Regions from separate parts of the Homo sapiens genome. Here region 1 is linked to region 2. A link is an interaction called in ENCODE POLR2A ChIA-PET data of the cell type or tissue named here. Cell type or tissue: Caco-2. All regions are shown on one strand. Each heading gives the region's core, and the rest is flanking DNA. Links, peaks and the distances in the headings are about the cores only. Region 1 overlaps ITGAE (integrin subunit alpha E). Region 2 overlaps SHPK (sedoheptulokinase).

The links. ChIA-PET counts read pairs that join two places held together with the same protein. Peaks named below come from ENCODE experiments on the same cell type or tissue, not always from the same donor. Only the 100,000 strongest peaks of a DNase experiment are listed, where the experiment ranks them.
Region 1: POLR2A ChIA-PET joins it to region 2 with 5 read pairs; 2 of 35 experiments call an interaction of 5 or more read pairs at or near these places.

The regions. Positions count from the first base shown.
Region 1 is chr17:3,752,444-3,756,823 of GRCh38, forward strand. It overlaps ITGAE (integrin subunit alpha E), which reads right to left. Exons shown (of 31, transcript NM_002208.5): 11 at 3,387-3,454; 12 at 2,674-2,818; 13 at 1,340-1,482; 14 at 847-987. Among named protein-coding and RNA genes, the nearest start is that of HASPIN, 31 kb to the left of the region's middle. RefSeq lists an enhancer at 2,698-3,401. In Caco-2, for the core only: no CTCF peak of the experiment used is centred there; a DNase peak (open chromatin) is centred at 2,338; H3K4me3 peaks cover 875 bases.
Region 2 is chr17:3,629,247-3,633,626 of GRCh38, forward strand. SHPK (sedoheptulokinase) reads right to left here. Exons shown (of 7, transcript NM_013276.4): 2 at 959-1,100. Among named protein-coding and RNA genes, the nearest start is that of SHPK, 4.8 kb to the right of the region's middle. In Caco-2, for the core only: no CTCF peak of the experiment used is centred there; no DNase peak of the experiment used is centred there.

The DNA of each region.
Region 1 (4,380 bases), core at 205-4,204, 120 kb after region 2:
GCCAACCATGCAGCTGTAAGAGATGTTATCAGCTGGGCGCGGTGACTCACGCCCATAATCTCATCACTTTGGGAGGCCAAGGTAGGTGGATCACCTGAGGTCAGGAGTTCGAGACCAGCCTGGTTAACATGGCGGAACCCCATCTCTACTAAAATTACAAAAATTAGCCGGGTGTAGTGGCACATGCCTGTAATCCCAGCTACTTGGGAGGCTGAGGCAGGAGAATCAACCCAGGAGGTAGAGGTTGCAGTAAGTTGAGATTGCACCATTGCACTCCAGCCTGGACAACAGAGTGAGACTCAGTCTCGGAAAAAAAAAAAAAAATGCTGGGCGAGGTGGCTTACGCCTGTAATCCCAACACTTTGGGAGGCCGAGGTGGGTGGATCACCTGAGGTCGGGAGTTCAAGACCAGCCTGACCAACATGGAGAAACCCTGTCTCTACCAAAAATATAAAATTAGCCGGGTGTGTGGCCCATGCCTGTAATCCCAGCTACTTGGTAGGCTGAGGCAGGAGAATTGCTTGAACCCCGGAGGCAGAGGTTGCGGTGAGCCAAGATCCTGCCATTGCATTGCAGCCTGGGCAACGAGAGCAAAACTCCATCTCAAAAACAACAACCACAAAAAAAGAGATATTAGAGATATTATCATCAACGATCACCCTTGGGTAAGAAAGTGGGTGCGGAGAGCGATGCCGCTGCCCCGCCCAGCCGCCATCCAGCCTGAGCACCTCCCCATCACTGCCCACTGGTGCCAGGCAGGGCCAGGGCACTCCCAGCCTCCATCACCTCTGTGTCAGGCTGAGTGCCACAGCCTCAGCAAGCTCATGAAGATGGAGACTCTCCCACCTGCTCGCTGAGACGGTACACGTAGACTCTGCCTTCTTCTCCATGAACGTGGTAAAATGGAGCAGCCACCAGCAAGAAGTCCGTGCTTCCATCCATGTCAATGTCCACAGGGCACAGCTCAGAGCCAAAATAGGACCCCATCTACAGCCCGGGAGGAACTCAGCTCACCAGGAGCCCCGCTCCTGCACCCCTCAGCAAGGCTACACCCCTGCCCGCGTGCTTCCTGGACCACCCAATTTGGGTCGTTACATATCAATTTGCTCACTGAGAGTAACAGAAGAGTGGAGGAGCAGCCCAGGCCCCACAGCGGAGGAAACTGCCTAGCAATCAGACATGCAGAGCTGAAGCAGAGCCCTCGAGCTCCACTCAGGAGCCTGAGTTTCACCCAGCCCGGGCCCTGGCCCACTGTGCACCGTGGGACCCACTCCTTTCCCTTGGGGGCCTCCAGATTCCCCATCGGTCATAAGGGGTGGAGGCTTTCCCCAGCAGGTACCTGCTCTCCCTCCAGCACTGGCAGGAAGCTGGCCTCTCTGCCCTCCTTCTGGAGCTCAAACACGGCCCCATGATGTTTGTACCGTGGAGCCCCCGCGATGTAGGAGAGGCTGCAGGTCTTGTGCAGCACGGCCACAGCGTAACCTGGGGCAAGGGTGGTGTGGCTGTGAACACACCGTGTGCTCCCACCTGGCCTCTCTCTTGGCCCCGGCACCTTCCCAGTCAGGCCTTCAAAGTGGCCTGGGGAGGGGGGCAAAATAGGAGAGACTGTCTTTCTCACTATGTTAAAAATCGGCATCAGCGAGCACTCTCACTTTGCCAGTCACACACATCCCCATCACACAGATATGATGCACACGCTGTCTGTCACGTATGCAGCTTTGCTCGAAATACTCGTTCGCACACATTCACTACCCACGCTCCCACACACACCCTAGGAGGACGGAGAAGAGGGGTGAGAGGACGCCCACCACTATTATTATTTTTATTTATTTATTTATTTATTTTTGAGACAGAGTCTCAGTCTGTCGCCCACGCTGGAGTGCAGTGGCACAGTCTTGGCTCATTGCAACCTCCCCCTCCCGGGTTCAAGCGATTCTTGTGCCTCAGCCTTCCGAGTACGTGGGACTACAGGCATCCGCCACCACGCCTAGCTAATTTTTGTATTTTTAGTAGAGACAGGGTTTTGCCATGTTGGCCGGGCTGGTCTCCAGACCTCAGATGATCCGCCCGCATCGGCCTCCTGGGATTACAGGCGTGAGCTACTGCACCACTATTATTAATGGAGAGGCCCCGCCCTCCCCTGGGTGGCTGCTGTGCCTGGTGTGTACCTGACAGGCCTTGTACCTACCCAGGAGGCTGTAGTACTCAGCCTCACGGTCCCTAACCAGGACCCGCCCCTCGGCCCATGTGACTGACCAGGTCCCGCCCCCATCCGGAAACCTCAAGTGCAGCCTAATGCGCAGCCTCGGTGTCCCCATCTCGGCCCCGCCCTCGCCCAGGTGGCCTCTAGGCCCCGCCCTCACCCAGGTGGTCTCCAGGCCCCACCCTCCTCACGTAACTTCCAGGCCCCGCCCTCTCCCAGGTAGCCCCCAGGCCCCACCCTCGCCCACGTGGCCTCCATGCCCCGCCCTCACCCAGGTAGCCCCCAGGCCCCACCCTCGCCCAGGTAGCCTCCAGGCCCCGCCCTCACCCAGGTAGCCCCCAGGCCCCACCCTCGCCCAGGTAGGCCCCGCCCTCGCCCACGTAGCCCTCAGGCCCCACCCTCGCCCAGGGAGCCTCCAGGCCCCGCCCTCATCAGGTGGCCCCGCCCTCATCAGGTGGCCCCGCCCTCACCCAGGTAGCTGTACTGCGCAGCCTCCGCGTCTGCCGCCGCCGCCGCTGTCTGGTTCAGGAAGCGGCCCCGGCGGCTGCGTGTGTCGTAGAGCAACGCCCCTCCGGACCAGTCAAAGGCCCCGACGGCGCCGAGCAGCACCTGCCGCTGAAGGGGACGGGGATGGGGCCCAGATGAGTGGGAGGGACCCAAGGCCGGGCCACGGTGGCCGCGGGTCTCCGGGCCAGCGCGGCTAACCTGGCTGGGAGCAGGGGGGCGTTCGGTGGTCTAGTGCCCGCCTGGCCAGAGATGCAGGCGGGAAGGTGAGATGGCCAACACTGGGCTCCTGCCTCGTGCCCTTGCACTCCCTCCTCCGGGAGAAGCAAGCAGCTTGGTTGATAAGCTGACCCAGGCCGAGTCCTGTTGCCTGGTCTGTATTCAGGGGAACAACTGGATGTTTGAGCACACAGAAAAAAGCGACCTCCTGTCATCAATATGGCCACCCTTTTGTTGCAGTGAGCCGAGACTGCACCGCTGCACTCCAGACTGGGCGACAGAGCAAGACTCCGTCTCAAAATAAATAAATAAATTAATTAATTAAAATAAAATCGCTCTTTTACAGGAATCACCACAGGTAGGGCAGAGCCCTGGATGGGAGGCAGGAGTCCCTGAATCCTAGGTGTCCTGGGCCCCTCACCAATGGGCAAGCCTGCCTGGTGCTGAGTCAGCCACGTACCTCATCCAGGATCTGAGCACTGAAGCCAATCTGTGCCAGCTGGTAGTGAAGGGCGTCTCCAACCGTGCCTGCAAGCCAAGAAGCCCAGTGAGACTGCTGTGGGCCGAGGTGAAGGGAGAAACTGAGTCAGGGGACAGTCCAGCTTGGCCTCACTCCCAGAAGGAACCATGCTTGGTGTAACAGGAAGAGAACCCGGCTGAGGGTAGAGACCCAGGTTCTCCTTGAGCAACTACTATCTGGGCAGTTCACTCTTTCTAGGCCTCAGTTTCCTCGTCTGTGAGCTCCTGGGAGAAGGGACTATGCCCCAGCCATCCTTGTTTCTCCAGCACCAGCTCAGTTCATCAGAGCTTCATGGAGATTCTGGGACGCAAGGAGGCCTGGGGATATTGTTGGCCTTTTTTTTTTTTTTTTTTTTTTTTTTTGAGACAGTGTCTCACTCTGTTGCTCAGGCTGGAGTGCCATGGCTCAATATCAGCTCACTGCAACTTGTGCCTCCCAAGGTCAAGTGACCTGGTGCCTTAGCTTCCCAAGTAGCTGGGAATAGAGGTCATGCGCCACCACGCCTGGCTAATTTTTTTTTTTTTTTTTTTGAGATGGAGCCTCGCTCTGTCACCCATCCTGGAGTGCAGTGGCGCGATCTTGGCTCACTGCAACCTCTGCCTCCTGGGTTCGAGTGATTCTTCTGTCTCGGGCTCCTGAGTAGCTGGGATCACAGGCATGCACCACCACGCCTGGCTACATTTTTTTGTATTTTTAGTAGAAACAGGATTTCACCATGTTGGCCAGGCTGGTCTTGAACTCCAGACCTCAGGTGATCCACCGGCCTTGGCCTCCCAGAGTGTTGGGATTATGGGCGTGAGCCACCACACCTGGCCCCAGCTACTTTTTGTTTTAGTAGAGATGGGGTTTTGCCATGTTGCCCAGGCGGGTCTCAAACTCCTGGCCTCAAGCAATCCACCTGCCTCTGTCTCCCAAAGTGTTGGGATAACAGGCA
Region 2 (4,380 bases), core at 121-4,120:
GTTGGGAATATCCGACGAGATCATGCAACTGATGTCCTCAGCCAGGCACCAGGCATGTGAAGTGCTCATTGTGGTTTTACTGTCTTAGGTTCTCCTCCTCAAGGCCAAATAGAACAGGTTACCCACCTCCGCACTGTGGCAGATCTTCATAAGACAACCAACTAGAAATGCTTAGCAACTGAACCCATAAAAAGGATATGCCGGCCGGGCATGGTGGCTCACACCTGTAATCCCAGCACTTTGGGAGGCTGCCGGTGGATCATTTGAGGTCAGGAGTTCGAGACCAGCCTGGCCAACATGGTGAAACCCCGTCTCTACTAAAAATACAAAAATTAGCTGGGCGTGGTGGCAGGCACCTGTAGTCCCAGCTACTCTGGAGGCTGAGGCAGGAAGACCACTTGAACTCGGGAGGCAGAGGTTGCAGTGAGCTGAGTTTGCGCCACTGCACTCCAGCCTGGGTAACAAGAGTGAAACTCCACCTTAAAAAAAAAAAAAAAAAAAGATATGCCCTGGAATTTTCAAAATCACAAATATGTAAACAACGACAAATGTGCCCCAATTCAAAAGCATGCCCTCCATGTCCTGGCATCTCCTGCAGCTATAGCCAGTCTCTCGGTTGTCTGCACTAATGTTCTGAGATACTGACATGGTAAAGAGAAAGCTATGGAAAATGCACTCTGCTGAATCCTTCAGGAGAATCCGAGAAAACACTCTCTTCCCTCTGCCTGTTCGTGGATAACGTGCTGATGATGTGGGAGTGGGCAGTTCCTTTGTTCACCTAACATTGGTACAGAATGCTCACCCACGCAGGAGGCAGCACGTATTCGTCCACTCCAAGAAACAAGACCCTATTCCCACTGCAGGATAACCCGACCCTTCACAGAAAGCCCCGCACAGCACTGCTCTAGTTCTGGAAGTGACTGCTACCAGCCTGAGAGCATCCCCGAGCCCAGCATACCTTGGCCTGTTTTCCAAAACACGACTCCATGCATCTGGCCCGACACCCCGATGCCCACGACGCTCCGGAGCTGGGGTCGGGGAAGGGCAGCAAGGCACTCGTGTAGGGCTTGGAGGATTCTACTCACATCCTGCTCCCGCCCCTGGAAGCAAAAGAGAACACATGGGCAGGGGCAGACACACAGGCAGGGGGAGGGGCGCAGGCCTCCCGGGATGTCCTGGAGGAGGAATGCAGTGGGCAGCATCCACTCCCTAACTTCACAGTTGAGGCACTGCTGCAGGTGAGTTGCAGCAAACTGCCTGGGCCTGCCCTCCACTGGGGTCAGACTCAGCTGAGAACAGCATTCTCTGTGCTATAAATAGAAGAAATAAGGCCAGGCACTGGTGGCTCAAGCCTATAATCCCAGCACTTTGGGAGGCCAAGGTGGGTGGATCACCTGAGGTCAGGAGTTCGAGACCAGCCTAGCCAAACAACATGATGAAACCCCGTCTCTACTAAAAATACAAAAAATTAGCCGGGTATGGTGGCATGCACCTGTAATCCCAGCTACTCAGGAGGCTGAGGCAGGAGAATCGGTTGAATCTGGGAGGCGGAGGTTGCGGTGAGCCGAGATCACGCCACGGCACTCCAGCCTGGGTGACAAAGTGAGACTCCATCTCAAAAAAACCAACTAGAGGAATCCACAGAAAGTTCAGAAGAGAAGAAGGGGAAGAGAATTGTGGCTCAGCTCTCAATAAATGTCAGCTCTTTGAGGAACTAGCAAAGCTAAGGTCTTAGAAAGGCATCTGAAGGCTGAGTTCTCAGACGTCTTGCTTCCCTCCCGGGAGTGCTGTCTTCCCCTCCTCGGAAAACCTCTCGCTTGCCCCTGTCAGCCTGCGGCCTTGGTCAGGGGCAGCTCTTGGCTCCTAACAAGCAGGAACAAAGAAGAGAAAGAAGGGAGGAGAGGAGGGGTAGGATGGGGCAGGGAGTACAGGGGAAGCACAGCCTTTTCCTAGGAAGCAGCCCCAGAGCTCAACAAGGATTCTACATGCAAGAGAGGCCACAGCCAAGAGGAAGTGGAAGACAAGAGGCACAGAGGAGCCAGGTGGCTATGCAGGATCACCAGAGGGAGGAAAGAAGAGCAGGGTGGGGACATGGGGGTGGGGGGCAGGAAGAAGGGTTCTGGGAATAGACATTTGTTTAGACCCTCACTGTCCAATACTGAAATCGTTAGCCACTTGTGGCTAGTCTGAATTGACATGTAAATGTAAAACATGCACCGGACTACAATTTAGTATGACAAAAAATATACACTATCTAATTTAATGCTTTTTTTTTTTTTTTTTTTTTTTTTTTAGCGATAGAGTCTCTCTCTATTGCTCAGGCTAGAGTGCAGTGGCATAATCTTGGCTCACTGCAACCTCTGCCTCCCAGGTTCAAGTGATTCTCCTGCCTTAGCCTCCGGAGTAGCTGGGATTACAGGCTCACACCACCACGCCGGGCTAATTTTTGTATTTTTAGTAGAGACGGGGTTTCGCCACGTTGGCCAGGCTGGTCTCAAACTCCTGGCCTCAGGGATTCACCCACCTCGGCCTCCCAAAGTGCTGGGATTACAGGTGTGAGCCACCGCACCCAGCCTTGATTATCACACATCAAACTGATAATGTGCTGGATACACTGGGTTAAATAAAATATGCAATTAAAATTAATTTCACTTGTTTATTTTAATAGGGCTGCTAGAAAATTGAAAAGGCCACGCCTGGCTCCATTTGTAGGTTACATTTCTTTTTTTTTGAGACGGAATCTCACTGTCACCAGGTTGGAGTGCAGTGGTGTGATCTCAGCTCACTGCATCGTCTGCCTCCCAGGTTCATGCGAGTCTCCTGCCTCAGCCTCCCAAGTACCTGGGACTATAGGTGCGCGCCACCACACCCGGCTAATTTTTGTATTTTTAGTAGAGACGGGGTTTCACCATGTTGGCCAGGATGGTCTCGATCTCTTGACCTCGTGATTCGCCCGCCTCGGCCTCCCAAAGTGCTGGCATTACAGGCGTGAGCCACCGCGCCTGGCCTGCAGGTCATATTTCTACTGGACAGAGCTAGTTTAAAGAGTCCTCCCAGCTGGGCGCAGCGGCTCACGCCTATAATCGCAGCCACTGGGAAGGTTGAAGCAGGAGATCACTTGATCCCAGAACTTTGAGACCAGCCTGAGACCAGCCTCAGCAACACAGTAAGACTCCACATGGCCATGGGGTGGTGTGTCATCCCAGGACAGAGCTGCTGTTTCAAATGGTCCCAGGGTGAGTGGGTGCGTGAGTTGTGTGGGGGGAGACACGGGAAGAAGTAAGCAGGCTGGATGTGGTAAAGACAAGGAGGCAGTGTTCAGCAGTTAGAAACAGTTTTAGGGGCGGGTGTGATTGGGGAGTAGCTCTTGGACAGACCCCCAGTGTAACAGGAATAGACATTGCCCCCACTCCTTGGCTCAGAATATCAGTTGGTCTACATCCACGTCGAATCCTCGCGCTTTAGACTTGCACACAGTACTTAGAAGCTCATTAAATCCTACTCCTCAGGCCTCTTTTTACAGCGGAGGAAACTGATGCCCAGAGAGGAAAAATAAATATAAACTGTGAAAGGGTCACAGAACTGCCCTCGAAAACCTTGTATTTTAAATGGGCAAATACCAAAAACTGATTGTCTGCACAGCTGCCAAGCTTGACCCTGGTATAGCTAATACTTATGAGTGAAAAGTATGAACTTGAGGAAAGAACACAGCCAGCAGATATTACTTTTTTTTTTTTTTTTTTTTTTTTGGAGACAGAGTCTTACTCTGTTGCCCAGGCTGGAGTGCAGTGGTATGATCTGGGCTCACTGCAACCTCTGCCTCCCGAGTTCAAGCAATTCTCCTGCCTCAGCCTCCCAAGTAGCTGGGATTACAAGCACGCATCACCACGCCCGGCTAATTTTTGTTATTTTGTAGTAGAGACAGGGTTTCACCATGTTGGCCAGGCTGGTCTCGAACTCCTGACCTCAAGTGATCCACCCACCTCCGCCTCCCAAAGTGCTGGGATTACAGGCAAGAGCCACCGCGCCCGGCCACAGATATGACTATAGATCACTGGTTCCTACTCGGGGTGGTCTTGTCACCTAGGGAACATTTGGCAACATGGAGACATTTTTGGTTGTCACATCTGGGGAAGAGGGGCAAGCGTGGCTGGCATCTAGTGGGCCAGAGATGTTGCTAAACATTCTACAACATGCAGGACACCCCTCACACAACAAAAACTATGCAGCCCAAAATGTCAGCAGCACCAAGGTTGAGAAACCCTGCTATATAGACTAACTCACAGCAGTGCTGTTTGTCCCAGAGCACGATTCATATGTGGTGTGGGGGGGTTAATGACTGGCCTCCGCTAAGCACTTCATTAAATAGGTGTGACACAC